2 separate regions of the Homo sapiens genome follow, and region 1 is linked to region 2. Evidence: read pairs that join two places in POLR2A ChIA-PET (ENCODE). Cell type or tissue: MCF 10A. All regions are shown on one strand. Links, peaks and the distances in the headings refer to the core of each region. The heading gives the core; the rest is flanking DNA.

The links. Peaks named below come from ENCODE experiments on the same cell type or tissue, not always from the same donor. Only the 100,000 strongest peaks of a DNase experiment are listed, where the experiment ranks them.
Region 1: POLR2A ChIA-PET joins it to region 2 with 10 read pairs; 6 of 35 experiments call an interaction of 5 or more read pairs at or near these places.

Annotation. Positions count from the first base shown.
Region 1 is chrX:119,498,881-119,509,939 of GRCh38, forward strand. No RefSeq gene overlaps it. Among named protein-coding and RNA genes, the nearest start is that of SLC25A5-AS1, 35 kb to the left of the region's middle. RefSeq lists an enhancer at 2,051-2,130 and a silencer at 4,586-4,880. In MCF 10A, for the core only: no CTCF peak of the experiment used is centred there; DNase peaks (open chromatin) are centred at 4,251 and 4,771.
Region 2 is chrX:119,784,867-119,795,925 of GRCh38, forward strand. RPL39 (ribosomal protein L39) reads right to left here and starts at 6,764. Exons shown (of 3, transcript NM_001000.4): 1 at 6,708-6,764; 2 at 5,042-5,145; 3 at 1,638-1,866. The coding sequence starts at 6,710. The coding sequence ends at 1,818. SNORA69 (small nucleolar RNA, H/ACA box 69) reads right to left here and starts at 2,618; the gene lies at 2,487-2,618. LOC107985694 (a long non-coding RNA gene) reads left to right here and starts at 6,850. Exons shown (of 3, transcript XR_001755949.2): 1 at 6,850-7,151; 2 at 8,710-8,870. RefSeq lists enhancers at 4,570-4,629, 6,499-6,758. In MCF 10A, for the core only: no CTCF peak of the experiment used is centred there; DNase peaks (open chromatin) are centred at 6,815 and 7,155.

The DNA of each region.
Region 1 (11,059 bases), core at 1,247-9,246, 290 kb before region 2:
GTACAGGAGCTACTCTAGGGTCAGGTATTGCATTTAGCTTTTTTAAAAATCTGGAACAGGATATCTCTATTCTTAGGAAATATACACTGAAGTGTAGAGGTAAAGGACCATGATATATACAACTTATTCTCAAATGGTTCAGAAAAAGTGTGTGTGTTTATAGTATGCATATAAAATGTATATACATAATGTGTATATATTATGTGTATGTGTATATGTGTATATATAGTGTGTATGTATAAAATGTATATACATAATATGTGTGTGTATCTGTATGGAGAGAGAAAGAGCGAGAAAGAGAGAGAGAACCCAAATGATAAAGGAAATGAGATAAAATGTTAAAAGCAGATGAATCTGGGTAAAGATTATACAAGTGTTCCTCGTGCTCTTTTTATTTTTGCACATTTTGTAAATTTGAATTTTTTTTTATTTTTATTTTTTTGATGGAGTTTCACTCTGTTGCCCAGGCTGGAGTGCAGAGGTACAATCTTAGCTCACTGCAACCTCCGCCTCTCAGGTTCAAGTGATCCTCCTGCCGGCATCTTTTTTTTTTTTTTTTTTTTGGCATTTTTGGTAGAGACAGGGTTTTGCCATGTCAGCCAGGCTGGCCTTGAACTACTGAGCTCAGGCAATCCACCCACCTCGGCCTCCCAAAGTGCTGGGATTACAGACGTGAACCACCGCGCCCAGCCTGAAATTACTTCCAAATAAAGAGTTTTTTAAGTATAGGACAGGAGCGGTGGCTCACGCCTGTAGTCCCAGCACTTTGGGAGGCCAGGGCAGGGGGATCACAAGGTCAAGAGATCGAGACCATCCTGGCCAACATGGTGAAACCCCGTCTCTACTAAAAATGCAAAAATTAGCTGGGCATGGTGGCGCACGCCTGTAGTCCCAGCTACTCGGGAGGCTGAGGCAGGAGAATTGCATGAACCTGGGAGGCAGAGGTTGAAGTGAACTGAGATTGTGCCACTGCACTCCAGCCTGGCGATAGGGTGAGACTCTGTCCCAAAATAAATAAAAATAAATAAATAAAAATAAAATAAAAAAGTATGGCAAGACAGAGTACCAAGGATTGGGGAGGGAGTGGTGAGAAATGAAAGCAGCAGCTAGTTCTTGAAGAGACCTGCTCACCATGGTCAGAATCTGGACTTCGGGGCAGTAAAAGGTATATTCCCAAAGGAGTGAAAGGAGCCAGGCATGGTAGCTCATGCCTGTAATCCCAGCATTTTGGAAGGCCGAGGTAGGAAGATCTCTTGAGGCCAGGAGTTCAAGACCAGCCTGGGCAACATAGAGAGACCCCGTCTCTACAAAAAAAATACAAAAATTAGCCAGGTGTGGTGGCACGCACCTGTAGTCCCAGCTACTCTGGAAGCTGAGGTGAGAGGATCGATTGAGCCCAGGAAGTCAAGTTTCAGTGAGCCATGATCACGCCACTGCACTCCAGCCTGGGCAACAGAGCAAGACCCTGTCTCCAAAAAGCAAACACAGGACAAAAAACGAAAAGGGTGTAGGGGAAGGGGTTGACCTTGGAGGAAGTACCAGGATAGAGAAAAGATGGGCATTTTGCAGGCTGAGTAGAAGGATGCATGGTGGTCATCTTCTTAGCTCTGGTTATGTTTGAGCGACACATCATAGTACAGATACAAAGATGAATGAGGCACGGTGGGCTCTTCTCAAGAAGTCTGGTGGTGTCACATCCTGGAGAACTGGTTGCGGCAGTGTCCTGGAGATGTCAGAGGCGGCCACAGAAGGGCACGGGCTTCAATGTCACCTTGCAGGACTGGAGAGGGGTTGGTGCAAGCTATATCTTATAGGGGGCTGTCTCTCCAGCTGGCCTAGAGGATGGGGGTTAAGAAGAGACTTGAGTTTTGTAAGAGAAAAAGCCTCCCTCAGACTCTGAAGACGATCAGGATCCGCCCACCCAGAGGAAGAAATGCGTGGCTCTGTCAACTTTTCAGGTCATAGGTCTTGAGTGGGAGAATGGGAGCCCTTTTTCAACCCCACCCCCAAATTTCCTCTTGCCAGTTTCTTTCTCCCTCCTGGAAGGAAGCCTGGACACCACATTCTGGGAGATCATAACTCTCCCCCTGAGAGCTATTTGCTGGCTCTCCCCACAGAAAGACCTTGGGAGGGAAGCACAGTCACCTGTCATGGCAGGAGCTGGCAAGCTGAGACCTCTCCCTTCCACTGGCCCTGCCTTCTTCAGGGCCAGGCTTCCTCATGGGCTGTCCCTTCAGAACCCAGCCCACACCTTTTCAGGAAGCCACTCCCCACAAATCCCCTCTGGTCCTATGGACATGCGCATTACCCTTCTCTGGGCCTTCCCCTGACTTCCTCATTGGTGTCAATTTTTTTTTTTTTTTTTGAGACGGAGTGTTGCTCTTGTTGCCCAGCCTGGAGTGCAGTGGCGCGATCTCGGCTCACTGCAACCTCCACTTCCCAGGTTCAAGCAATTCTCCTGCCTCAGCCTCCTGAGTAGCTGGGATTACAGGCATGTGCCACAATGCCCAGCTAATTTTGTATTTTTAGTAGAGATGGGGTTTCACCATGTTGGTCAGACTGGTCTCAAACTCCTGACCTCAGGTATTCCGCCCGCTTTGGCCTCCCAAAGTGCTGGGATTACAGGCATGAGCCACCGCGCCCAGCCTCAAAACTTTCTTCTCAGTTCACATTCCTTCCTTTCTGCCAATGCCAGTAGGGTGAATCAGATAACCTAGAGTGGTGAGCTAGCTAATATGGCAGTGCTGTCCCCAGAAACTACTGGAATAAGGGGGAACATCAGGCACCTACAACCTGGAGAGAAAGACTTGTCAGGCAGGTCTGCTTCCTGCTGCCTTGGGCACTTCCTTCGGGACTGGTTTGTTGAGAGGGTTGAGAATGGATTGGAGGGGGGGGTGGGGATAGTGGGGGAACTAGAGGCAGGAAAGCTCATCAGGAGGCCTTGCTGCACTTCCACATAGATGGGGGCCTGACCTGAAGTAGTGACCGTGCATGGAGAGCGAGGTTGTTGAAGTGAAAACGTGAAGGCTAGAACAGGCCTGACTTGATGACTAGGCCTATGGGAGTGTGAGACGAGGGTGTGCCCAGATTTCCTGCTTGGCCAGGTAGGTGAGTGGCAGTGCCACTTATTGAGAAAGGGATCATCAGGCAGGACAAACTGTGAGTTTGAGGGGGAAGGAAAGGATGACAAGTTGTGTTGGGTAGATTCAATTTGAGTTGCCTATAGGATGTGTAAGTGGGGCTGTCCAGGAGGCACTTGGATGGGAGTGTGTGTGTTTCGAGCACAGAAGCAAAGTCTAGTCTGGAAACAAGAGTATTAATTTTCTCTCTCTCACTGTTTCTCTCTCCTTCACACACACACACACGTGTGCGCGCGCACACACACACACACGTGCAAACACCAGAACTTTCAAAGCTAGGTGCACTCACAGGGTCATTAAGCCCAGGACATGTTGACAAGGGTGTGGAGGTGTCATCCTCGGGGACATGCAGGGAGGGTTCCTGGACAGTGATTTTTACATCGCCTCCTTAATTGTCCATAACCATAACCATGATCCATAGCCATAAGGACAATAGGAATTGTGGTCCCCCAGAGATTTTTTTCCTACTGAAACTCCATAGTCACACCTCTTTGCAGACTTTATGGCAGGCCTTCCCTTTTTTCCAAACCCCTGTGAATAGTGTCAGACAGCATCTGCGGGAGGATGTGTGTGAATGCTGGGATGCAGGGGGCATGGCAGGGAGTGGAGCACTTGTAATTCTGTTGATGTTGGAGCCCTCCCCTTTCAGAGTGCATTGAGTCCTTAGTGTGTGCCCCCTCGCCCCGATCAATTCCCAATCCCTGTGTTGCAGAGAGGGCAGCACCACCTTCTCAGCCGCACAGGATATTCTCAGGCTGATGCCAAGAGCAAATCACTCCCAGCCAGCACACTTCTGCCAGCCTTGGTAGGCACAGCGTGTAGCAGTGCGCATGTGGGTGGGGACAGAGGTGACTTTTCTCATAGACTGGGAGAAAAAAAAAGGCATCTGAACTTCCTGGTTACAGAACATCCGGCTAGTAGAAACCTTTGTGTGTTTGTACGTGTCGGGCAGGGGGGGATTAGTGAGGTTCCCCTCCCCTCTAGTGTTAGCAATAATGAAGGACACTCTTTGTACAAGACGTCAAGATGAGAGCTTCCACACAGGACTCCACACTGTGCTTCTGTTTCACCAGGAAGAAATCTTGAATGTCAGCCAGGCTTGTACTCATCAATTCATTCAGCCAGTCTCTGAGGGCTGGTCCTTCTACTGAGTGCTGGCTAGGGTGGGGCTGAGGACTGTGCCCCTGGAGAGCTGCCAGCCTAGGTGCAAACACAGAACCTTCATTCATGCAGTGACATCACAGCAGCCCATCACAACACTGCCCCAACTGCATCAGAGCAGTTGCACCTGATAGGTTTCCCAGGGGTTACCTGAGGAGCAAAGCCAAGTGCGTGTGGCCCAAAGTAGACAGCATATAGGGCCTGCACGCTGAGGACTGCCCCAAATGCTGGCCCAGCTTTTTCCACCAGGGAGGGTCAGATTCCAAAGCCGACAGCCACTCAGCACGAGGCCCAGACCCAAATTCCACTGCCAGCCACTTCTACTGCTGAAAAGGAAATAGGGCCGAAAATGTAGACTTCAAGGGCAAACACTGGATCACCCTTGGGAGTAGCTTCCAGAGCTCTGAGTAACATCCTGGAGGCAGAAGAGAAATGTTTGCCCTGCCCCCCAGCCCACAGTCTCCAGCATCACCAGCCTTTCTGGAAAGCCTTCCGAAGTCAATTTCAGCCCAGCCAGGAGCAGGGCCAAGTTGACAGAGGGCTGAGCCAGAGCTCCCCTGCACTCACACCTTGATCTTTCTCTTCCTCTTAGACTTGAGTGCTTGCCAGGTGTGCATTCCAGAGTCAATGCAAGTGTCCCTGGCTCTCTTCCACCCCTTCCCAGGCAAAAAGAGGCCACCCACCCATGGAAAAGCCACTGTTGTCAATCTGTCGCCAGAACTCTCGCTCAAGGTGGCAGTGAGGCTTTGGTGCCAGCTAGGGTTTGCTTTGGAATCCAGGAGCTCCCATCAAAGGCGGTGGGCTATGGGGTCCTGAATGAATGGCAAAGGGGCATGGGAGTAGGGATGAGGGTCATTCAGGACTTGGAAATATAGTTGGCCCCGGGTATGTGCTGGAGCTGGCTCCCTCTGGCCCATGAGAGCCAGATGCTATATTTTCAGAAGTTTTGTGAGTCAGTCATTAAGCATAGCACTTATTTTAAAATATATAAAATTACAATTAAATAAATTATATTAAAAACTAAGGTAATCAATGTCCCAAAACTCATCATCTCCTAATCATTTTACTTTTTTTTTTTTTTTTTGAGATGGAGTTTCGCTCTTGTTGCCAGGCTGAAGTGCAATGGCACGATCTCAGCTCACCGCAACCTCTGCCTCCCGGGTTCAAGCGATTCTCCTGCCTTAGCTTTCCAAGTAGCTGGGATTACAGGCATGTGCCACCACGCCCGGCTAATTTTTTGTAGTTTTAGTAGAGACGGGGTTTCTCCATGTTGGTCTGGCTGATCTCGAACTCCCAACCTCAGGTGATCCACCCGCCTCGGCCTCCCAAAGTGCTGAGATTACAGGCGTGAGCCACCGCACCCGGCCTTCATTTTACTATTACCTGTGCTCTTCAGATGATTTATGTCTACAGTATCTGTAGAGTTGAAATACTGTATAATAGTGTGCAATTGTGTCTCTTCCCAACATCACATTGAAGTTAACTGCTTGAAATCAGCCACAGTGGGAACACTTACAACTCAGAAATCAGCAAATGCTATAAATCAGGCTTGATCTATTCTTTTGTTGTCTATCTAGAGGAAAGAAAGCAATAGAAACAATGTTAATAATGCAGATAAAACTCAAAGGTGTGCCATATCTATAGCTGTTAGATTGTGAATAATACCAAAAAATGAGAAAATAGTCTTCCAGAGTTTGAAAACCACTAACCTATTCAGCAAGGAAATCAGCCAGGCACGGTGTCTCACACCTGTAATCCCAGCACTTTGGGAGGCTGAGGCTGGCAGATCACTTGAGGCCAGGAGTTCAAGACCAGTCTGGCCAACATGGCCAAACCCTGTCTCTACTAAAAATACAAAAATTAGCCAGGCGTGGTGCTGTGCGCCTGTAATCCCAGCTACTCAGGACGCTGAGGCACGAGAATCACCTGAACCCGGGAGGCAGAGGTTGCAGTGAGCCAAGATCACACTCCTGCACTCCAGCCTGGGCAAACAGAGTGAGACTCCATTTAAAAAAAAAAAAAAAAAAAGAAATCACTCACATTGTGGACAAATGAATGCAGTTCTGACATCATTGTTTCTCACTTAAATGAAAATATCAACCAACATGCACGTCAGAACTACATTTGTTCGGCCGGGCGTGGCGGCTCATGCTTGTAATCCCAGCATTTTGGGAGGCCGAGGCGGGTGGATTATTTGAGGTCAGGAGTTCGAGACTGGGCTGGCCAACATGGTGAAACTTTGTCTCTACTAAACATACAAAAAATTAGCTGGGCATGGTGGTGCACCCCTGTAATCCCAGCTACTCGGGAGGCTGAGGCACGAGAATTGCTTGAACCTGGGAGGCAGAGGTTGCAGTGAGCTGAGATCATGCTACTGCACTCCAGCCTGGGCGACAGAGTGAGACTCTGTCTCAAAATAATAGTAAAGTTCTAGGTAACAGTAGATTAAATGTTTATTTAATCCATTCATCCAACTAATATTTATTGAGCATCTACTATGTTTACTGAGTGTTGATTAGGTGCCGACCTGTAATATCAGCTACTCGGGAGGCTGAGGCAGGAGAATTACTTGAACCCAGGAGGCGGAGGTTGCAGTGAGCCGAGATCGTGCCACTGCACTCCAGCCTGGGCAACAAGAGCAAAACTCTGTCTCAAAAAAAAAAAAAAAAAAAAGAACTACATTTGTTCATCAAGTGCAACCACAGATATAAGAGTTGGGCAACAATCGATGAAAGCATTCTGTGAGAATCACTTGGCTATATTGAATTTACAATAAATAATATTGTATATTTTATTGTTATGGCTAATTCGTGTACTATATATCCTTTACATAAGTAAAATTTATAATTAATTAGCTTATGTACATAAACACACAAAAACATACACATACCTTACCCCACCCCGAGAGCTGGTCGTTAAACATTTACAAACTCACCACTGGTTAAGCCCAAGGTTCACAACTACTTTGGCACCAGAAACACAAGGTTCAAAGGTCCCAGAGGTACTCCAACCCTGACCAGAACATGATGGAGGACAGACAACGTGGCTAGAAAACATCTATGTGTTAAAAAAGCAAAGCAAACAAAAACTTTTTTTTTGCTCTCACTAGGCCATAAACTCCATGAAGGTAGGAACTTCATCTCTGCCATTCATAGTGGTATCTTTGGCACCTAGTCAGCTCAATCATTTTTTTTTTTTTTTGGTGTGTTTTGCTTTGTTTTGTTTGAGATGGAGTCTCCCTCTGTTGCCCAGGCTGGAGTACAGTGGCCTCATCTCAGCTCACCACAACCTCTGCCTCCCGGGGTTGAAGCGATTCTCCTGCCTCAGCCTCCCGAGTAGCTGGGGTTACAGGCATGCGCCACCATGCCCAGCTAATTTTTGTATTTTTTAGTAGAGACGGGTTTCACTATGTTGGCCAGGCTGGTCTCGAACTCCTGACCTCGTGATCCACCTGCCTTGGCCTCCCAAAGTGCTGGGATTACAGGCGTGAGACACCACACCCAGCCAAAAGCCCATTACTGTTTTTTTTTTTTTTTTTTTTTGAAACAGAGTCTCACTCTGTTGCCCAGGCTGGAGTGCAGTGACGCGATCCTGGCTCACTGCAACCTCCGCCTCCCAGGTTCAATCCATTCTCCTGCCTCAGCCTCCTGAGTAACTGGGATTACAGGCGTGCACCACCACGCCAAGCTAATTTTTTTTTGTATTTTTGGTAGAGACGGGGTTTCGCCATGTTGGCCAGGCTGGTCTCCAACTCCTGGGCTCACGTGATCCACCCACCTCGGCCTCCCAAAGTGCTGGGATTACAGGCGTGAGCCACCATGCCGGGACAGTTTTTGTTTTTGTTTTTGAGACAGACTCCCACTCTGTCACCCAGGCTGGAGTGCAGTGGTGCGATCTCAGCTCACTGCAACCTCTGCCTCCCAGGCTCCAACGATCCTCCCGCCTCAGCCTCCTGAGTAGCTGGGACTACAGGTGCTCACCACCACACCTGGCTAATTTTTGTATTTTTGGTAGAGACGGGGTTTCACCATGTTGGCCAGGCTAGTCTCAAACTCCTGACCTCAAGTGATCCACCCACCTCAGCCTCCTGAAGTACTGGGATTACAGGCGTGAGCCACCGCACTCGGCCTCAATCAGTTTTTCTAGAAAAAAATGAATGGCTCTTCTATGTCAGCTAACTTTGGTTTGACTTCTAACATCACCCGGGGATGGCCTTGAGTGGAGAGCCAGGCCTGCATTCCTCAGTCTAGAAATGGCCCTCTCCACGGGTTCCTTGCTTCCCTCTCAGTCCAGCTCGGCAAGGACTCTAGTTCCAGCATGCTTCCTTGATGCCTGCCAGGAAGAGCAACTGCTTTACTTCCTGAACACTGGCATTGAATTAAAACCTAGCTGGTTCCCCAGAAGGTGGCCCAGGCTAGCTAGATGCCTCTGCCCCTTGTTCCTGGATCTGACAAACCAAACCACTTTGGTCTAGCTGCCAACTGTGGCTGTGTGGACAGAATTAAAAGAGGTCATGGGAGGATGTAAGGAGAGTTAAAGCAATGAGGGAAGTCTAGAAAAATAAATCCAAAATGGGAAGTCATTTGCTTTGGGAAAAAAAGCATAGACCTGTCTCCCTGACTAGAAACCTAGGAGGCTTTCCAGTTCTATCAACCACTTAGTAGCTGTAGACCTCGGACAAGTCGCTTTAACTTTCTGATCCTCAATCTGCTTACGTAGAAAAAGACATAAAAAAGGCTATTCCAGAAAATCTCAGTTCCCTCACCCTCCAGTTTTGCTGGTCTTGAGGGCAACTGCTAACAGACTCCTGGAAGGAATCCTTTTTTTTTTTTTTTTTTTTTTTCTGAGTCAGAGTCTCACTATGTTCCCCAGGCCAGAGTGCAGTGGCACAATCTCAGCTCACTGCAACCTCCACCTCCCAGGTTCAAGCGATTCTCATGCCTCAGCCTCCAGAGTAGCTGCGACTACAGGCGTGTGCCATCACGCCCGGCTAATTCTTGTATTTTTAGTAGAGACGGAGTTTCACCTTGTTGGCCAGGCTGGTCTCCAACTCCTGGGCTCACGTGATCCGCCTGCCTCAGCCTTCCAAAGTGTTGGGATTTACAGGCGTGAGCCACCACACCCGGCCGGGAATTCTTACATACCAGAAGAAGGGCATTATTTCTTCTGGTATATATACTTTCTTTGGGAAAGGTGTGTTTTGTGGCAAGTGGGGAAGGGGTTGTTTGTTGATTGGTTTATTTTTTAGAGATGGGATCTCACTATGTCACCCAGGTTGACCTCGAACTTCTGGGCTCAAATAATCCTCCGCCCTCAGCCTCCTGAGTATCTAGGACTATAGGCATGCACCACCACACCTAGCTTGGACAGGTGTGTTTTTATTTTCTTTTTTTTTCACCTTTTTTATTGTTTTAATTTTTTTTATTTCAATGGCTTTTGGCGTACAAGTGGTTTTTGGTTACATGGATGGATTATATAGTGGTGAATTCTGAGATTTTAGTGCACCCATCACCCAAGTAGTATACATTGTATCCATTTTACAGTTTTTTATCCTTCACCCACTCCCACCCTCCCCTTTCTGAGTCTCTAGTGTCCATCATACCACTCCACATGCCTTTGTGTACTGATAGCTTAGCTCTCACTTCTGAGTGAGAACATACAGTATTTGGTTTTCCATTCCTGAGTTACTTCACTTAGAATAACAGCCTCCAGCTCCATCCAAGTTGCCGAAAAAGACATTATTTCATTCTTTTTCTTTTTCTTTTTTTTTCTTTTTTTGTTTGGAGATGGAGTTTTGCTCTTGTCACCCAGGTTGGAGTGCAATGGCTCGATCTCAGCTCACTGCAACCTCCGCCTCCCGGGTTCAAGTGATTCTCCTGTGTCAGCCTCCCAAGTAGCTGGGATTACAGGTGCTTGCCACCACGCCTGGCTAATTTTTGTATCATTAGTAGAGATGGGGTTTCACCACGTTGGCCAGGCTGGTCTTGTATTCCTGACCTCAGGTGATCCGCACACCTCAGCCTCAGGAGAATCGCTTGAACCCGGGAGGCAGAGGTTGCAGTGAGCCGAGATCATGCCACTGCACTCCAGCCTGGAGGGCAAGAGCAAAACTCTGTCTCAATAATAATAATAATAATAATGGCCATTCTGGCTGGGGTAAGGTGGTATCTCATTATGGTTTTAATTTGTATTTCCCTGATGATTAGTGATGTTGAGCATTTTTTATGTGTGTGTTGGCCGTTTGTATATCTTCTTTTGAGAAATGTCTCTTCGTGTCATTTGCCCCCTTTTTAATGGGATTATTTGTTTATTTGTTTTCTTGCTGATTTGTTTGAGTTCCTTGTAGATTCTGTATATTACTCCTTTGTTGGACGCATAGTTTGCAAATATTTTCTTCCATTCTGTGGGTTCTGTTTACTCTGATGATTTTTTCTTTTGCTGTGCAAGAAGCTTTTCAGTTTAATTAGGTCCCATTTATTTTTGTTTTTGTGGCATTTGCTTTTCGGGTCTTAGTCATAAATTCTTTGCCTGCCTAGGCAAAGAATGTCCAGAAGAGTTTTTCCTAGGTTTTCTTCTAGAATTTTTATGATTTCAGGTCTTAGATTTAAGTCTTTGATCCATCTCAAGTTGATTTTTGCATAAGGTGAGAGATAGGGATACAGTTTCATTCTTCTACATGGGGCTAGCCAGTTTGCCCAGCACCATTTATTGAATAGGGTATCCTTTCCCCAACTTACGTTTTCGTATGCTTTGTCAAA
Region 2 (11,059 bases), core at 2,079-10,078:
GCCTCGGCCTCCCAAAGTGCTGGGATCACAGGTGTGAGCCACTGTGCCCAGCCGGAATTGCTTTCATCTGAACCTCCTAGTGTGGTTGTAAGGCAGGGACCCCTTTGCTGTGCAATCCCACCATTACCACTTGCACACTTTATGCAGCAGCCCACATCTTCTGCCACCTGCCTTCTCAGCTATGTCCAGGCAGCACAGGCCCCCTATCGACTGGGCAGGGAGTTACAGCCAAACCCTGTTCTTTCCCTTGTTGCTGCAGTTTCAATCCTAATTCCACTGGTATTTGGGGGAGCTTTGTTCCCTCTCACGTTTTCTACAGAAAAGATCTGCTAAGGTTTGTATATTGGCCTATTCGTTGTTACCACTTAACATGCCACATAATTTGTCTATCAACCAATGAATTCCAAGTACCTAGAACAGTGTCTGACACAAAGGTGGCCAATAATTTGTTAATGCATCTCTCTAAATATGAAGTTGCTACTGGTTCTTTGAGATGTTAAACATAATTCCCTGATGATTCGTCAGCCAGGGAAACTGCAAGGGGTACCGAAGAAGCTGCACTAACCCAGTAAAAGCTCAAATCCACAAGATTTCCACCATGTACATTCACTCAGCTGTAGCTCTTCAGTAAGTCAGGCAATAGCATTACCTGTTACAATGTCAACAATTAACCTAGATTTTTTTTAAACAAGTGAACTCGCTTGAATCCAGGAACAGGGGTGGGCAATCTTTTTGCATAAAGAGCAAAGTAGTAAATATTTTAGGCTTTGCAGGCCACATTATCTCTGTGCACAAGGGTGCATTTATATACATAATACGTAAGTTATGCATATGGCTGTGAAACAAGAACATTTTATATGGACAGAAATTTGTATTTCAATTTTCAGATGGCATAAAATATTCTTTCAACTATTTAAAAATGTAGGAACCATATAGTTCACAGACTGTACAAAAACAGGCAGCAGATGGCTGGACGCGGTGGCTCAGGCCTGTAATCCCAGCACTTTGGGAGGCAGAGGTGGTGGACCACCTGAGGTCAGGAGGTCCAGACCAGCCTGGCCAACATGGTGAAACCCCATCTCTACTAAAAATAAAATTCTGCGATTGCTATTTCCCTGCACTAGACGTGAATGGGGGAGTTGATTAATTGTAAAACTCATGTGAGGCCGGGCGTGGTGGCTCATGCCTGTAATCCCAACACTTTGGGGAGGCCGAGGTGGGTGGATCTCAAGGTCAGGAGTTCGAGACCAGCCTGACCAACATTGTGAAACCCCATCTCTACTAAAAATACAAAAATTAGCTGGATGTGGTGGGGGGCGCCTGTAATCCCAGCTACTCAGGAGGCTGAGGCAAGAGAATTGCTTGAACCCGGGAGGTGGAGGTTGCAGTGAGCTAAGATCGCACCACTGCACTCCAGCCTGGGCAACAGAGCCAGACTCTGTCTCAAAATAAATAAATACATTAAAAAAAAATAAAATAAAATTTACAGAATCAGTCCTTTACACTAAACACACTTCAAGCACATGGTAGCCAGAGAACATTTCTATCATTGCAGAAAGTTCTACTGGATAGTGTTGTTATTAGGTTTGGCAGGGAAGGGAGAATTCAGTAATTGACAAACCACAATACAACAGCAATTAAAAAGAAAGGCCTTACATATTTATTACTGAATCCAGCCAACCAACGTGTTCATAACAGATTCAGAGAGGAAAACACGTCGAAATCTCCAGATAGTGGTGACATTTTCAGCTTGATATGGTAACATGATCGTGACCTTCAGACAGCATAAATATGTGTGCCATCTCATGTGCAATTCCTTATAGACCCAGCTTGGTTCTTCTCCAATGTCTCCTTTTGGAGTTGTACCTACACAGAAAAAAATGTCAAGTTACAAAGGCAGTCTGACAGCAATGTAGCTGTTCCCATTCACATAACCTTTTAGGTACCACAAAATACAAAGGGTACTGCTTTTCTCTCCTCTAACAAGTTTGGAGTTCTTTCTGGAGAGTAAAAAAAATAATTCCCTATGTGTTTAAAAACTAGCCAAGTCAAGTTTTATCCTCTCAAAATAATTTGAAGGCTAGGCTCTTAACTAGGATCAGAGTAGTGGCGAAGCCCACTCTCTCCAAGTGTACTTGTACCCACTTTTGATTCAATGGACCTGGAGGTACACAGACATACTCTGAACCCCCTCATAATGGGTCACAAACATATAAAAGCTCCCGCATGATATTTTTTTTGAGACAGAGTCGCCCGCCCCCCCAACACCACCCAGCTAATTTTTGTATTTTTGTATTTTTAGTAGAGGCAGGGTTTCACCATGTTGGCCAGGCTGGTCTCGAACTGGCTGGACTTCGAGATCCACCCGCCTCGTCCTCCCAAAGAGTTGAGATTACAGGCATGAGCCACTGCACCTGGCCTCGCATGATCTTTACAATCGATCAACTCCTCCATTCACGTCTAGTGCAGGGAAACAGCAATCCCAGAATTGTCCATGTCAATCTGTCATGATTTTACCCTCATAAAGGCAAAATCAAAAATGATTAACACGGCTTTTCTTTCAGCAGGATAATGGCAGTACTTCCACAAAATGAAGCACTGTAATTGCAACCTGCTTTCAAAAACATTTTTAACGCTGGAAGATAGCTAAAACAATGAAAATCATTCCATTGGGTCAATTATCTGGGTCAAGGGTATATAATCTTACGTACAAAATACCTTCCCAATTCTAGGAGACCACAGAGTTTAATAGCAGGTTATTTATTGAACTAGGCGTTGAGTTTTACATACATTTTTCTTTTTTTGAGACAGGGTCACACTGTTGCCCAGGCTACAATGCAGCGGCCGGATCACAGCTCACTGCAGCCTGTGAATTCCTGGGCTCAAGTGATCCTCCCACTTCAGCCTGCTAAATAGTTAGGACTACAAGCACGTGCCACCAAGTCCAGCTAATTTATATTTTTGGTAGAGATGGACGGGGGTGGTCTCCCTATGTTGCCCAGGCTGGTCTCAAATTCCTGGCCTCAAGCAATCCTCCTGCGTTGGCCTCTCCCAAAGTGCTGGGATTATAAGTATGAAGCACTGTGCCTGGTTTATATATACTTCTTTCACTCTTCACAAGCAGGTCCCACCATCAGGCAGGACACAGAGAAACCCACGTTCAAGTAGATGTATCAAATAATAAAGGACAGTGTCTAGTATCCAGTAAACAAATGGTAAGCAATTAACTAGCCCATAACATTACAATGGGTGGCAATTTTCACATCTAACTAGCTAAATGAACCAAGGAAATAGGCCCTCAACTTTAGCCCTAAGAAGCCACCCCTTTAAGTCTTCTTAGCAAACCAATCCCACTAGCTTTGCCATACAAGTCGAATCAAGTTCTGGCTGGGCGCGGTGGCTCATGCCTGTAATCCCAGCATGTTGGGAGGCAGAGGCGCGTGAATCACGAGGTCAGGAGTTCAAGACCAGCCTGGCCAAGATGGTGAAACCCCGTCTCTACTAAAAATACAAAAATTAGCCAGGTGTGGTGGCAGGCACCTGTAATCCCAGCTACTTGGGAGGCTGAGCAAGAGAATCGCTTGAACTTGGGAGGCAGAGGTTGCGGTAAGCCAAGATCACACCATTGCACTCCAGCCTGGGCAATGAGAGCAAAACTCCATCTCAAAAAAAAAAAAAAGAGAAAGTGCTTTGACTAGCCTGGGCAACATGGCGAAACCCCATCTCTACAACAGGTACACAAATTAGCCAGGCATGGTGGTGAACGCCTGTAGTCCCAGCTACTCAGGAGGAGGCTGAGGTGGGAGGGTTACACCACTGCACTCAGCCTGGGTGAGAGAGCGACTGCTGAACCTTGGGCAACTCTTGCTGATTCTTGATGCTCCCTTCAAAACCTGTCTCAAGGCCCATCAGGACCAAAGAGCGATGGGCTGAAAAAGCCATGCAGGAGACTGTTTCAGGCCTAGCTTTCCCTGGAGTTAGTCTAGATGACCTTGGAGGTCCTTCATAGCAATTCTAGTAATGTTTTTCCTTTGAGATCAACTACTTCTGCAGTAGAGGACAGTTTTCCAATCTTTTCTAGTCTCTTTTTAGAAAAGAGAAACATCTAAAAGACTGGGCTAGGTGTGATGGCTCACGCCTGTAATCTCTGCACTTTGGTAGGGTGAGACAGGAGGATTGCTTGAGCTCAGGAGTTCAAGACCAGCTTGGGCAACACAGAGAGACCCCATCTCTACAAAAAATTTAAAAATTAGCCAGGTGTGGTGGCGTGTGCCTGTAGTCCCAGCTACTCAGAGAGATGAGGTGGGAGGGTCACTTGAGTCTGGTAGGTAGGGAGAGGTTGCAGGGAGATAGTGTCAACGCAGCATGTAAAACAGAACAAGATCCTGTCTCAAAAAACAAAAACAAAGGCCGGGCACAATGGCTTATGCCTGTAATCCCAGCACTTTGGGAAGCCGAGAGGGGCAGATCACTTGAGCTCAGGAGTTTGAGACCAGCCTGGCCAATATAGTGAAATACCATCTCTACTAAAAATATAAAACTTAGCTGGGCGTGGTGACGCACGCCTGTAGTCCCAGCTACTCTGAAGGCGGAGGCAAAAGAATCACTTGAACCTGGGAGGCAGAGGTTGCAGTGAGCCGAGATTGTGCCACTGCACTCCAGCCCGGGTAACAGAGCGAGACTCCGTCTCAAAACAAAAACAAAAACAAAAACAAAAACAAAAAGCCTAAAAATACTGACTGGGTCTTCCCCACCAGGATGTGTATAAGACAGCCTTCCACCTTATGACCTAGCTCAGACTGAAGATGACCAGGAAATTAATAAGTATTGGAGAATTATCTGCCCATAAGCCCAGATGTGGGCTGGATGCAGTGCAGAAACAAAGGAAGTACGTTTTTAAAAACGAATTTGAGAATGCTGTCAAAGGGTGGATTGGATTGCATGCAATTTTAATCATGTATTTATACTCAAAAAGTAACCCTGGCCAGACACAGTGGCTCTTACATTTAGCAAAATACAAGCAGTATGATGGAGGTCTTACCTGATTTTATTTCCAGTTTTCATCCGAATCCACTGGGGAATGGGACGATTTTGCTTTTGTTTCTTGGCCAGGAATCGCTTAATCCTGAAAGTCTTGTGAGAAGACTGGGAAGAAAATGCAATCAATTTAGACAATATTAGAGCCTGCCCGAATGATTCAAAGTCAAGAACTCCTTCAAACCAACATTTGAGTGCTTAACACATACCCCAGCCCCAAAATCTTCTCAATGCTAAGCCATCAAGCCAAGCAAGTCTCTGACCCTCACAACTTCTCTGGGGGCAGATACCACAGTTTCCATCGTTCAGATAAAATAAGTGGAATCCGGTTAAGAAACATGCACAAAATCAGAGCATCAATGTGCAGAACCAGGATTCAAACCCAGGTCCTTTCTGCTCCACAGCCAGAGGCTACCTTTCAATTTACCCTGTGGTCCCCCAAGGACTCAGACGACCACACTGGGAATGGCTAGGGAATCTGGCTTCCTGGGAAGAACACAGCTTTGAGTCAAACAGAACCACCTACCTACCATTTGCAAGTCAACGAATCTCAGTGCTCTACTTTGTAAAACAGGGGTACGTACTTTTCAAGTGTTATTGGGAGGGTAATTAAGACTTAGGGAAAGTCCCTGACATTCAGAAGATCTAACCTACTCACCATTTCGGTATTAATCCTAACTCTATCTCTACTGCTAAATTTCACTGGCTAAAAAAATAAACTTTTAAATTTAAAAATAAATGAAATGTCACTTTTCCAAGGATGACTGTCTCAATTTCTAGTTGCATCTTTTGGCTTTCATCTAAGGCCAACCCCAATACTCCCCCAAATCTACAGAATAATCTTGCAAAATTGGCACGGATGCAGGTTTAATGCCTGGCCAACCTGGACGAACATACCCTTGCATAATAATGGGAGCCAATACAAAGAAGGCAAAGATTACACCCCGTCCCCCATCCACAGTAGCAGTTGTAAATTTTGTCAAGTAATAAATTACTTGACAAGTAATAAAATACCAGTACTTATCGCCTCCATATCTAGAAATCAACATTTTACATTTCCCAGTAAAGAGTGACTGGTTCGCTGCTGCCATTTACTAAGAAGGCCAGAATGACACACAGGTTCGCAAAACACCCCTTGTTCTAGGCGCTTCCACGGGGTGACGCTCAAGTCTCTGAATAAACGTCCTCTAAACAAAAGTCCTGGGATCTAAAAATGCGGTTCGCTTCTCCACGCCAAGCTAAACCCTTTTCGAAAACCAGTAGCCCACAATACCCTCCTGATTACCCTCCACGTTGCGCATGCCACGGGCAGCCCACAGTCAGGCCACGATTTCGGGGGTGGCTGCCACCTCCCACCCCCCGCCTCCAGAACGAGTTCGCTACAAGCGAAGGGAAACCGGAATCCCTGCCCGACTCGGCAGCGGCCGGGCAAAGAAAGAGCCCCCTTGAATCCGCGGCCGCAGCGCAGCCCGTCCCTCTCCAGGTTGCTCGCTGGCTCACTAGCTTCCCTCCAGGCCACGAAAGACAACAGTGGCCGAACTGGATATTTTCTTGAAAAAGCCTTTAAAAGGCTCCCGCCCCTCAACGCTCCGCGCGGCCCAGGCATTTCCTGGCAGCGGCCTCGGGTTTTGGGAAGCCACCCCGGGGCCGATGGGGGCCGATGGACTTACCATGGCGAGCAGCGGAGTCAAGAACACACCACGATGGCGGAGAAAGGAAGAGGAGGGAAGCTGGCGGAAGAACGAGCTTAGAAGGCGCTTCCGATGGGCGGAGTTTAGGAGGTGACGCTATGCACCGACCGCCTCTTCTAGTGCCTTCTCTGTCTAGCGGTGCGCTCCCGTGGCGCCGTGGGAAAGCGCGCTGGTTTCTGCCAAATGCAGTTAGCTTTGCTTCGCTTCCCTAAGTGCGTTCCCCCAGGGGCCCGGCAGTGTGCTAGGGGCACCCTGCTTCGTAAGTGAGGCAGACAGCCCGTGATAAATGCCAAAGTAGAAGCCCCTCCGAAAAATTAAGGAGCCGATTGGGCGGGACTAACCCTAAGGGAGGGCAGGGGAAGCGACCGTCACCTCCGGGCGCCGGGGACTCGGAACGCCGGGTCGGAGCTCGGCAGGCGGAGAGTAAGTGCCATTTTCCCAGAGGGTTACGAGTCATTTCGGCCTGGCTGGGAGGTGTGGGAAGGGACAGTCGTGTCGGAGGAAGCCGGAGAAGTTGGAGGGGGTTGGACCACGTGGACGCTTATGTAAGCCTAGGGGTTTTCGACTAGGCGGAAGGTTGCCAATCAAAGTTTTCAACTCAGAAAGTTAGGGACAGAACCTCTTCCTTGGCTGCTAGAAGTCCAGCCTGACATTGTAGCCCGCCTTTGGCAAGATGTACAATAATTAATAACATGCGTTTGGGATGCTAGTGTTCCCCATTTTCATCCTTTTCCCCATTTAAAAGCAAAAACCTTTCCTTTTTGATGAGTAAATAAAATAAACATAAAAATAAGCTGGGCGTGGTGGCTCACGCTTGTAATCCCAGCACTTTGGGAGGCCTAGGCGGGCGGATTACTTGAAACGAGGAGTTCGAGACCAGCCTGGCCAACATGGTGAAACCCCGTCCCTACTAAAAATACAAAAAAACTAACCAGGCGTGGTGGCGGGCGCCTGTAATCTCAGCTACTGCGGGGGCTGAGACAAGAGAATCTCTTGAACCCTGAAGGCGGAGGTTGCAGCGAGCCGAGATTGCGCCACTGCACTCCAGCCTGGGCAACAAGAGCAAAACTCCATCTCAAAAAAGAAAAAGTAAATAAATAAACGCAAAAACCTCCATGTATATTTGCAGTCACCTCAAGCATTTTTACACCAACGGATTACAGCAAGGGTTTTTAACCTGGAGTCCACAAGAGTCCATGTATAGAATTCAGAGGATCCCATGAACTTGAATGGGAAAATACAACTTTATTTTCACCAAATTTAATGAAATGTAATGCTTTCTTTATTTAGGAATGTAGGCAACAGACCACAGTGGCATTAGCAGTACTCGTGACTTGGTCACTAATAGAAACCATAGATGGCTTCATGTTACATTACAGTTGATGCAGATGTCTCCATATATTATTTACACACTCCCTTTAAATTACATTAGTTATAAGTTCACAAATAGAACTATGTTAAGAAGCCCATGTATTACTATAGCACATATTTCCTTTTTTTTTTTTTCAAGACTGAGTCTCCCTTTATTGCCCAGGCTAGAGTGCAATGGCACAATCTTGGCTCACTGCAACCTCCGCCTCCCGGGTTCAAGTGATTCTCATGCCTCAGCCTCCCGAGTAGCTGGGACTACAGGCACGCACTACCACACCCAGCTAATTTTTGTATTTTTAGTAGAGACGGAGTTTCGCCATGTTGGCTAAGCCGGTCTCGAACTCCTGACCTCAAGTAATCCGCCCGCCTCGGCCTCCCAAAGTGCTGGGATTACTGGAGTGCGCTACCGTGCCCGGCCTAAAGTCACATTCTGAGGTCCTGGGGATTAGGGCTTCAACACATGAATTTTGGGGGAACATAATTTAGCTCATGACACCACCAGTCACCTTCTAAGGCCGAATTCAAATGCTGTCTCTTCCCCTTAGCTGGAAATCATCACCCCTTCAACACTGTTGTAATAGTTTATTTGTACCTTTCTTATGGCTCCTAGCACTATCTGTTCTGTTGCAATGCAAAAGGATGAAAGTAACAGTGGCTGCTGCTTATGGGGCTTGATAGTTACTATGTAGCTGCATGTATTAATTCAAGCCTCACTGTGAGCTTACCATGTTTTACCAGTGACCTTTTGAATCTTCACCAGAACACTACAAGGTAAGTATGGTTAATCATCCTCATTTTACAGAAGAGGGAACTGCAACAGGGACAGATTAAGTTGTATACCCAAGGTCACACAGCTACTATGTTGCACAGCCGGTACTCAGACTCAGGTAGTCCAGGCTTCAGAGTCTGTGCTGTCACCACTACCCTCTACTGCCTTTTCAACACAGATTTTGGGAACCTACTCTGTCTGGTTCGGGTCTTCGTGTTGGGGGTACAGAAGCAAACAAATCTGACCAAAAATCCCTGCCCTCTTGGAGTCTTGTGGCGATGGTATGGTTCTGGATTTTTTTGTGGTGGGAATTACACAAAGCTACACGTGTGATAGAATTTGCCAAGTGTGGTGACTCACGTCTGTAATCCCAGCACTTTGGGAGGCTGAGGCGGGCGGATCACCTGAGGTCAGGAGTTCGAGATCAACCTGACCAACATGGTGAAACCCCGTCCCTACTAAAAATACAAAAATTAGCCAAGTGTGGTGGCGCGCGCCTGTAATCCCAGCTACTCAGGAGGCTGAGGCAGGAGAATGGCTTGAACCCGGGAGGTGGAGGCTGCAGTGAGCCGAGATCGCGCCACTGCACTCCAGCCTGGGTGACAGAGCGAGACTCTGTCTCAAAACAAACAAAAAAAATTAGCCGGGCATGCTGGTGCGTGCCTGTAGTCCAAGCTACTCAGGAGGCTGAGACAGAGAGAATTGCTTGAACCCAGGAGGTGGAGGGTGCAGTGAGCCGAGATCACAACACTGCACCCCAGCCTGGGTGACAGAGTGAGACTCTGTCTCAAAAAACAAAAACAAAAAAACAAAAAAAACAATTCTATACAACTCCCCCCTGCCCACCCCTGCCCCAAGGGGCATATGTATAACTGGTGAAATCTGAATAAGCTCTGTGGACTGTGCCAACGTGAATTTCCTGGTTGTGATATTGTACTATAGTTATGCAAGATGCTAACACTGGGGAAAACTAGATAAAGGGTACACAGGGCCTCTCAGTCCCTTTCTTTGCAACTTCTTGCGAATCTATTGTTATTTCAAAATACAAGTCTAAAAAAACTCTGCCTTCATTGAGTTTAATTATAGTGGGGAGTTAGACAACAAATATGTAAATTACATGGCACATCAGAAGGAGGTGTCATCAAGAAAAGCAAAGCAGGGGCCAGGTGCAGTGGCTAACACCTGTAATCCCAGCATTTTGGAAGGCTGGGGAAGGAGGAATAGTTGAGACCAGGAGTTTTAGATCAGCCTGGACAACATAGTGAGACTCTCTACAAAAAATACAAAATTTAGCCACTGGATGTGGTGGCACGTGCCCGTAGCTCCAGCTACTTGGAAGGCGAGAAGGGAGGAGCGCTTGAGCCCAGGAGTTCGAGGCTGCAGTGAGCCATGATTGTGCCACTGCACTCCAGCCTGAGCAACAGAGTGAGACCCTGTCTCAAAACAAACAAAAAATTGAGGGCTGGGCGCGGTGGCTCACGCCTATAATCCCAGCACTTTGGGAGGCCGAGGCGGGTGGATCACGAGGTCAGGAGTTCGAGACCAGCCTGACCAACATGGTGAAATCTCGTCTCTACTAAAAATACAAAAAATTAGCCGGGTGTGGTGGTGGCGCCTGTAATCCCAGCTACTCGGGAGGCTGAGGCAGGAGAATCGCTTGAACCCGGGAGGTGGAGGTTGCAGTGAGTGGAGATCATGCCACTGTACTTCAGCCTGGTGACAGAGGGAGACTCCGTCTCAAAAAAAAAAAAAAAAAAATTGAGAAAGGGTGGCATGAAAGGTAGAAGGAAAACCAGCAAGAAGTGCTCTTTCTAAAAGCAGTAAGAATTAAAAGGATAATTGACATAAGCACTTAAAAGCTTATTTGCTGCTGCTTCTGGTCACCAGAAAGAAAATGCTTGCTCTTAAATAAATGAGCAATAAAAATCCAAAAAATCCAAGTTAAAAAATGTATATTTGGAAAAATGGCCGGGCGTGGTGGCTCCCACCTGTAATCCCAGCACTTTGGGAGGCTGAGGCGGGTGGATCAACTTAGATCAGGAGTTCGAGACCAGCCTGGCCAACATGGCAGAACCCTGTCTCTACTAAAAATACAAAAATTAGCCGGGAATGGTGGCACACCTGCAATCACAGCTATTCAGGAGGCTGAGGCAGGAGAATTGCTTGAACCTAGGAGGTGGAAGTTTCAGTG